Linked DNA regions of Mus musculus: region 1 is linked to region 2. Evidence: chromatin contacts called from ENCODE Hi-C or POLR2A ChIA-PET data. All regions are on one chromosome and are shown on one strand. Each heading gives the region's core, a stretch centred on a gene start or an enhancer-like site at or near the end of the contact. The rest is flanking DNA. Distances are from core to core; before and after follow the strand shown.

Region 1 (4,165 bases), core at 133-2,632, 41 kb after region 2:
ATAGTGTTCTGCTGGCTGTTCATAGTCCAAGAGTGAGTCGTGAAATTCTGGACTTTTTATAGGAAGGTGAAACCAGGAAACTATGGCTTGAGTCAGGAGGTTGGAGATGAAAATTCAAGTTCATAGCATGCAGATGATCCAAATATATTCTGTAGAATTCACTACAAACCAAGGTGCCAACTTGTAAAAGCCACGTCCCCAGAAAAGTGCCCACCACATACATACATGTCCTGTAGGCAACTAGGTCTTGAGTGTCTCTGTCAGCAGGGACTTCCAAAGGCCAGCTGCTCCAGCCCCTTCCCTTTAGGGTGAGACTGATGTACATAAAGGAAACTCTGTGGTTTCATGTGACCTAGTTCTGAATATAACCTAGCAGCAATGAGACCTCTGAATTCCAGTGACCTGTCCTGTAAAGCAAAGGTGATTCTTACCCTTGCTCCATGAAATGGTAATTTGTTCTTGGAATAGTATTTATGGAATGTTATGGTGGTTTGAATGAGACTGCCTCTCATAGGCTCATATATTTGAATGTTTCGTTGCTAGTTTGTGAAACCATTTGGGAAGAATTAGTTGGTGTGACCTTTTAGGAAGAGGTGTGTCACAGAGAATGGGACTTAGGTTTCAAAAGCTTATGCTATGTCCTCTCTGTCTCTGTCTGTGTCTCTCTGTGTCTCTCTGTCTCCCTCATCTCTCCTCTCTGCCTTGTTAAGATGTAAGTTCTCAGATACTGCTCCAGCCTTGCCCCCGCCTGCCTGCTGCCATGTTCCCTGCCATAATAGTCATGAACTGTAACCCTCAGGAACTATAAAGTCCAGTAAATTCTTTTGATGTTGCCTTGGTCATGGTGCCCCATCATAACAATAGGTGTGTCAGGAACTAGGTAATATAGTAGTGACTAAAACTGTCAAAGTACTCATCCTAATGGAGATTCCATTTAGTGTGGGAAGACAGACATAAACCAGAGGTGAACATGATCTCTATGTGTGAATGGTAAATGCTAATGGACAAAACAATCAAAGAAATGATTTGTGTAAAGCATAGAGTGCAGAACTTGGCACAGTCACAAAATGTGACCTTTTTCTTTTGTTTTGTGGAAGAAAGTAGCAACAAACACTTTGGATATTTGTCATAAGAAATGAAAAGATAGTATATGAAAACTTTTTAATAGTGATTGTTACAGAAGAGTTTTCTGTAATTGTGAGCATCTTTGAGACTTCTGTCAAAATCCTACTTTTCCTTGGTTTCCTGCAGGTAGTGACACTGTCACATCAGGCTTCCTTTCAGTGACACATTTGCAAGGTCAGATAAAGGAAGACACTCTTGTCCCCTGCCCCCAGTCCTGAGTCATGGGAAAAAAAAATTGGAAGACTGGCCCAGCTGAGCCCATCTAATCTAACCCTGATGGACTTTGGCATCTAGCTACATTAGTCACCAGTGAGAGCAAACAAGCTGTGCTGGCCCTCCCTGGGGTGGAACTGCAGGAAGTGAGGCTCTATGTCTGCTGCTTTGCAGAATTAACCAACCAACACTGTTTTCTCTGGATGTGTGCACCCAAGCCAACCACAATACTGCGGTGCCGCACAGCTCTGCCCCACATGAACTATGTGATGTTGGGAGCAGTTTCCTTAGCTAGATCACAATTGTCCATCTTGCTATATTGCTGTGAGTGTTTGAAGGATGTAGAATATCTGACAGAGCCTTGTGTAGAGCTTAAAGGAACTCCATGAATGGCAGATGTTGCTGTTGGCATCATCGCTGCTAGTGTTGTTTTAGGCACTCCTATACTGTTATGTTTTTCCTTCAGAGGTCTGAGTTCCTTTTGTTTCTCTCAGCTCATTAATCTTACATTTTAAGATGTTCAAGAAGAGTTGGGATTGTTCTGTGTTCTGCTGCATATGGAAATGCTCCATACATTTTCTCTGGTCATATGGCTAATCAAGGGAAGATGGGGACATTGGAGACAGTATCACAAATATTTTAGCTGAGATGAATTACATGCATATTTAAGTCAGTTTCATAACCCATGATATTCAAGTGAAAAGCTCCTAGCTGTTGGAATCTCTAGGGTTTTTTTTTTTGCTTGTTTTTTGTTTGTTTGTTTTTTTTTCCCGTGAGCATACTTTCGATCCAGTGAGATATAAGGCAGAGAGGATGAACCTGGAACTCTGAGCCCTCCTAGTCTATCTTAATCCTATCTCAAATTTTAGAAAGTTCTTTAGGTTTCAAGGTGGAGAAGAGGTTATAAGAATCTGATGCCAAGGTATCCCACTCAGACACTACACTCTTACTCTTCTGTATTCCATGCAAAAACTAGTGCTGCCCACTGAATAATGTCCCTTTCCCTGGAAGGAGACATAACATCAACGGGCTTTATTTAATCAGATTGTTCCCTGCTTAAGTGGTCTGGGGTTTGTGAGCAAGCAGCAAAGACAAGGGTAAAGACTACAGAGTTGGGACTTATGGGAGAGGGGGAGCAGAACTCTTAAGGAGAAGGCTGATACTATCAAGCAATATCAGAAGCCTTCTTATAGCTGTAAATGGACTTTACTCCTATAGGGGACGCTAAAGCCAGGTTTAATCTAGAGATCCTGGACACTGATGTGCATATATATATATACACATATATACTTACACACACACACACACACACACACACACACACACACACACACACACACTGTTACTGGAGAAGGTAGCCAGGCCTTGAAATGTTGGATGATCTACTCAAACTCACACAAGGTTAATAACAAAGACATTCTAAATTCCAGGTTTGGGTGTCTCATCTTTGGGACTCTTCTCTAAGTGAAAGAACTATTTCTTTGCTTTTAACATTAAACTAACTGCTGCTTCTCCATAGAACACAAACATTTTCTGAGCTGAATCCAACTTTGGTCTGGGGATTATTCTCTCAGAGCAGGATCCACCTAGATTTTGCCAGGCTTGATCATGTAGCTTGCTCTAGAGTGAACTGCATTCTTTACCCTTCATTCTATATGTCTAGAAGTCTCACCAAAGCCTGTCTAGCAGGAAGGCTACTCAATCACCAAATGTTTGCCCTGGGGCTGAGAGGTTCTGACAAGTCACTGCAGTGGGACTCTCCAATCATCCATGCTAGGCTTCACTCCTGGCAAGCAACTCTGACTACTGTAAACTAGTCAGCTCCTGTGTACTAAACCCTGATCTGAGTATATTTCAAATTATGTTTCAGCAACTCATATCATGTAAGAATTAGTATGTCCATCTTACATATGAACAAACTGAGTGAGGTTCCAGAGAATTAATAACTGGGTTTCTTTGCTACAAAGCAGAGAACTTAGATTTGTATCCAGGTCTTTATAAATCCTGATGTGGGCTTTTAACCACTGGATTTTACCTTCTCATGACCTTCTTTAAGAACCTATTATTCCAGCTGCAGTCTTGTTGTGTGACAAGACTTTTCCTGGGGAGACACAACATGCACTACTCACCCAAGAAAGGAATCCCAGTGACAGACCAAAACATGGATATCACGAAGTCCACCTTGGTGAACCAATGATATTTCAGAGTTTATTTATAAGAGTAAGGGTTAGGGGTTACTTACAAGAACAGAAATGACTCATGGGTGGTAGTTCACGAAAGCTGGGAAACACCACACAGCCTAAAGGCAGCTTAACAGGTTGGAGAGTGTCATTTCCAAGTAATTCTGGGCTAAACCTCTTCCAGACAGTTTCGATGGTGAACTGGTCAGCTTCAGGTATTTCTTGAAGTTATTTTGAGTTGTTTACCTTCCTAATTAAGGAGCTTCCCTGTAGGATAGAATGTTTCACACACACACGTCTCCCTAGACTTTTCATACAATTGCAAGAAGAGAGAAGAAAGGAAGGATAGATAAACATTTTGCATTCTGTAAAGCAGAGGTGCCCAGGAAACCAGGAACATGGCAGCTGTCAGCTCAGCACATGCTGTCTTGTTTCACTCTCTTCAGGCCTCTTCCTTGGACTCACAGTGGGTGGGGTGGCAGCCTTTTGTGCTGCACACAATCCCCAGCTCACTTCCCTTTCTCTAGGCATCACTATTTGCTCAGAGCTTTCTGAAGGGGACACAAAAGAGGGCCACTGACAAAGCCAAAGGCTTCTGTGTAGAGCAAGGGTCCTGGCCTGAACCCATGCATCTCTCAGAGCCCCCA
Region 2 (4,514 bases), core at 1,218-3,717:
ACAACAACTAATAAGATTCATATCAACAGCTTTCCATTTTAAGGATACTATCAATTCTTCAAATACCTCCACATCTGGTTTTAACCTACCAGGTTCCTGGAGATTTCAAGTTAGAATCTCATCTTAGAAATGGGAAAGTTGGGGTCACCTAGGAAAGACAAGGGTGCTGCTTCCAGGTACCTCATAGATTAGGCTTCTGAAGTCACATCCTTAACTGGCTCCATTTTCAGATGATGCTCAGTGGCAATGTGGGAGTAGGGTGGCATCATGTCACCCAGCCTGCAGTGTGATCTGTCTGTAGGTGTTCTTTCTCCCACACTCTCCCTCTCTCTTCCTTTATTCATGACAGGCAGGGCAAGTGTGGGGAGAAAAGAACAGGATGGGTATATGTGGAGGAGTCACTTTCATTTAATGTACCCCCCATTCTTCATTTAAGGGTTTATTTCTAGATCACAGGGGTGGGGATGTGTAACTGAAATTATTTAAATTGTATTGTAATCATCTCAAAAATGAGATTAAATTGAGGCACTGAGAAGAGGCAAGAGATAAGACACAACACACACATAGTCATACAGCACTTGATTTAGAATTAAAGGCCCTATATTCAACAGAGAGCTTTATCACTTACCTTGCTCTACTAAGGATGGTCTCAGGGGAAGCTGGCTAGACTGTTGTTCCTCTCATTAAAAACATGGCAAAAGTGTAACAGAATCTGATAGCACCTTCCCTTTATCTTCCTTAACAAATTGTGCCTTCAATCCAGCGTACTCAGAAATAAAGAATAACGATCATTTGTGTAAAGAGGGAAGACACACTCACATGCAGACATAAACAATAATAGAGGAAGAATAAATGTGAGAATCACTGGGCATTTTATCAAAAATAAATGTTACATAAATTCAAAGGACAAGATAGGTGTGCATCACAGAATTCAGATTCTTTGTGGCTCCAAAGGACAAAATTGGCAACAGCTAGTGAAACTTACCGGAAACAAATTTTAGGCAATTAATGAATTGATTAATTTAAGAGTTTTTAAATGAGGTAACCATGTTTTGTTTTTAAGAATAGCTAATTGGACCAGGTATCCAGTGTGGTGGCATATATTTTTGAGTCTAGCACTTGGGAGGCAGAGGCAAGCACATTTTTGTGAGGTCTTAGCCACTATGGTTTGTAGTAAGGAGTTCCAGGACAGCCAGAGATACATAGTGAAGAAAACCAAACCAACCAAACTACCAAACAGCCAACTCTACATCCCAAAATCCCGTGTCTCTAATATAGTTGATGAAAGTGATCTTCTCTTCTCTTCTCTTCTCTTCTCTTCTCTTCTCTTCTCTTCTCTTCTCTTCTCTTCTCTTCTCTTCTCCTCCTCCTCCTCTTTCTTCTTCTTCTTCTTCTTCTTCCTCTCTCTCTCTCTCTCTCTCTCTCTCTCTCTCTCTCTCTCTCTCTCCTACTGAGAATTCAGTCAACTGTTTTTATATGCTTTCAGAAGCATCCCACATCCCTCTTTCTTTTTATACCGGTGAAGAGTATGGCCACAAGAGGGCAGTAGGGGACATTTGTCAGACACTTTGATGTGTTGAGTAAACTCGGTGTGTTCAATCTCCATCGGGGAATTCGAAGACCCTGAGACCTTGCAGGGGTATAGCTTGCACAGGCCCTCGCGGGAAAGCCGTAGCCGCAGTTGCAGATTCACAGACTACGAACCAAGGAATCAAGACCCGTGAGCGCGGAAGCAACCAGGACTGAAAAATCCTCTTTTCTGGGGATATTAAAGTTGTCTTAATCTTCTAGCCATTACCCTCTGCCTCCAGTACGAGGCGGGCTCGCGGGTCTGGATAATGCAAACGCTCCTGGTACTATGGTTTCCACAGCACCCACCCGAGTCAGCCCCTACCTCCTTTTCCAATGGAACAGGAAACCGGAGATGCAAAGCCAGACTCCTCTTTAAAATGTAGAAATAATTATCAACAACTTCAAACCTCTTTTGACAGCTCGTTGGCTTTCTAGAATTTGTAGGGTAGAGAAATTTGCTGTTCCGAAATCCGACACCCCATCTCAAGCCCATCAGTAATATATGTCCCTCCACACTCACCCCTAGCTCACAGGTGAAGAGAAAGGAGGGGAGGCTTTGCTTGGTGACAGGTGACGCCACGCGAGGGGATGGGGTGCTCTCATCACTCTGATCCCCTCCCGAAGCCTAGCCAGCTGGCTTACCAGGCCCCAAGACATGAGTCCCTAGACCCTGGTACAACCTTTCTGGGCCCTTGACTACTGACAGTGTCTGGTGGTCCAAACTGAGCGAGCAGAACGCCTGCAGAGCCGTAGCTCTGCCGGGTTCTTGGGTGGACCAGCTAGGGTATTCGGTCTGCGCGGGCGGGGCGCGTGGGCGGGGAGGGGGTTAACGCGGCCTCTATGATAATGAGCTGAGCGGTAATATAGGAGGCCGGCTGAGGGCGCCGCCACCGGAGCTGAGCTGAGCCGCGCTGCGCGCAGCACTGTCCGCGCAGAGCCGAGTGGGGGCGGCTGGAGCAGCTGCTGGGATCCTTCAGCTGAAGACGAGCGATCAGATCTGGTGGACCCGTGAGCCGTGGAGCCGCGGGGAGCTTATGGGCCCGGTCGCAGACAGAGCTGGCAGCGGTTCCTGGAGGAAATAGGGCCGAGCAAGCCAGGAGCAGAAGGGAAGGAAGCGCGGGATCGCTGATGTCAGAGCAGCCCGGAAAGTCGTGCTGGAGAAAACTGAAGACACCCGGCTTTGAGCCGCCCCGGAGGGACCCTGCGGGACCCCACGCCCCTTCACAACCGGGTCCCTGCGCACAAGCGACTGGGACGAAGACGCGAGGAACCATTCGGGGGCCACCCCAGGAATACAGGCAAGCGGCCGGCGCGGGCCGAGGATTTTAATGATCCTGGGTTACATGTGGAACTGGCTGCCAGTGTGACTCCCGTCAGGCAGGACTGGGCGCACGCTGCCCTGGGCAACCGCCAGTTGAGCGGACGAAGAGGGGACGCAGGGACAGACAGACACTGCCGAGCTGGGTAAGCAGCGCCCTCCGCCCTTTCCCCGAGCGCGCTCCCGCGGCGGTTCCTCCGGCGCAGCCTCCTCAGGTCCCCTTGGGGTCCCGGCCCCGGCCCCGGCTTGGTTGTGGCGGCGAGTATACGCGCGTGATCCGCCACTTTCGCAGCTGCAGTCTCCTGTCCAGGCTTCCGGGCCATAGACTCCAGCGGCTCTGGTGGTTCCGGCGCTCCGTGGCGCGCTTATAGCGCGCACCTGCCGGCTGTCTGCAGCTCTGGGGAGCGCCTGAGCGACGAGGTCGTCCCAGGGTTGGAGCCCAGAGAGGGCCTCCGTGGCACTAGCAAGATAGCCTGGAGCGACTATGGCCGGAGGCCGGTTGGGGGGCGTTCACCAGGCAGTGTAGTCCCGGGTGGCCGCTGGCTGTTCCAGTGGTTCAGTAGACTGGGAATCACCGGGAAGGAGAAGGCATCCTTTGCGTGCGTTCCGGGAATCTGTGAGAACGGTTTGGAAGCACTGTAGTTAAGTGTTCCTGTCCCCATCCCCCATGGCATAGTGCCCAGCTGGGGCCAGCCCCCTTGGTTTGAGCAACAGTGGTGCTGGTTGAAGTGGGAGTTTGTCCAGAGTCCAAGAGGCTCCTTAAAGCTCATTTCCCTCCATGTACTCTTTTTTGCCCTACCTCACGAAGTGATAGGATCTTAGAAAATTCCAGTTTCTTTTACTCATAGGTAGTCTTCGTAAATGTTCATCTTGAGCTGTATGTCAAAAGCTGAAAATGTCATTCCTAGGGCCCTCAAAAATGCCCACCTGTTTAACATGACCCTTGCCCTAGGAAGGGCTATCTCTTCAAATAGCTCAAGTAGAGATAAGAGGGAGAAAAAGCTGGGGGGAGGGAGGGGGTGCAACTTGGGAGAACAGGTCAGTCCCTACCATCTGGAAAGGAGAGTAGTTGTTGAGGGCAAGAATGTTCAGTGAAGATCCAAGATCACAGACAGATTAACTCTCTAGCCACTCATATGCACAACAGACAGAGGTGGATGGCTTTGGGGAGTGAGGCTACCAGATGTCTCTGAAGGCCATCTGTGGGGGATTAGACATTTTGAGACACAGCCATCCTTGCAGTGGACCAGGTCTGTACAGTTGAGTATCTGGGCTAGAACACAGACAATACTGAGATGGCTGCTTTCAACAGACCTGGAGTCAGGTTCAGCTCTCTGCAATTCCACACAATAGCAGGCCTGTCATACTCAGTCTCTTTCCAGATCTTGAAACTTCATTCTTCGCTCTGGGCTGACTATGAATGTTGGGGCTTTCCAGTAAGAACCCGTGCTCCTAGAGGAGCTTAACCCTGGCTGGAGGAATTCAGCTGTTCCTAATTGAAATGCACAACTTTCTGTGTAATCACCCTGGAAAACTCCTACAGTTGCAAGCAGCCCTCCATCCGCTGACCTCCAGGCAGGAAGATAGAAGAATTCATTAACTTCTCTTCTCCCCACAGAGCATC

What was found. Hi-C counts contacts between places; a loop is a spot of excess contacts on that map. ChIA-PET counts read pairs that join two places held with the same protein, here RNA polymerase II (POLR2A).
Region 1: a map of heart shows a loop between it and region 2 (5-fold over the local background). The contact joins the enhancer-like site here to the promoter of Plxna2 in region 2. A Hi-C loop is called at or near these places in 8 of 37 maps with a recorded cell type or tissue (Patski, heart and v-Abl transformed pro-B cells). POLR2A ChIA-PET finds 5 or more read pairs at or near these places in 1 of 5 experiments (Patski).

What each region holds. Positions count from the first base shown.
Region 1 is chr1:194,659,174-194,663,338 of GRCm38, forward strand. All of the region lies in intron 3 of Plxna2 (plexin A2), which reads left to right. Among named protein-coding and RNA genes, the nearest start is that of Plxna2, 41 kb to the left of the region's middle. Within about 2 kb of position 1,383, at least 1 of the 3 ENCODE cell types and tissues checked has a DNase peak (open chromatin) inside an H3K27ac peak, as active enhancers do; it is heart, where a contact is called at or near this core.
Region 2 is chr1:194,617,362-194,621,875 of GRCm38, forward strand. Plxna2 (plexin A2) reads left to right here and starts at 2,468. Exons shown (of 32, transcript NM_008882.2): 1 at 2,468-3,036.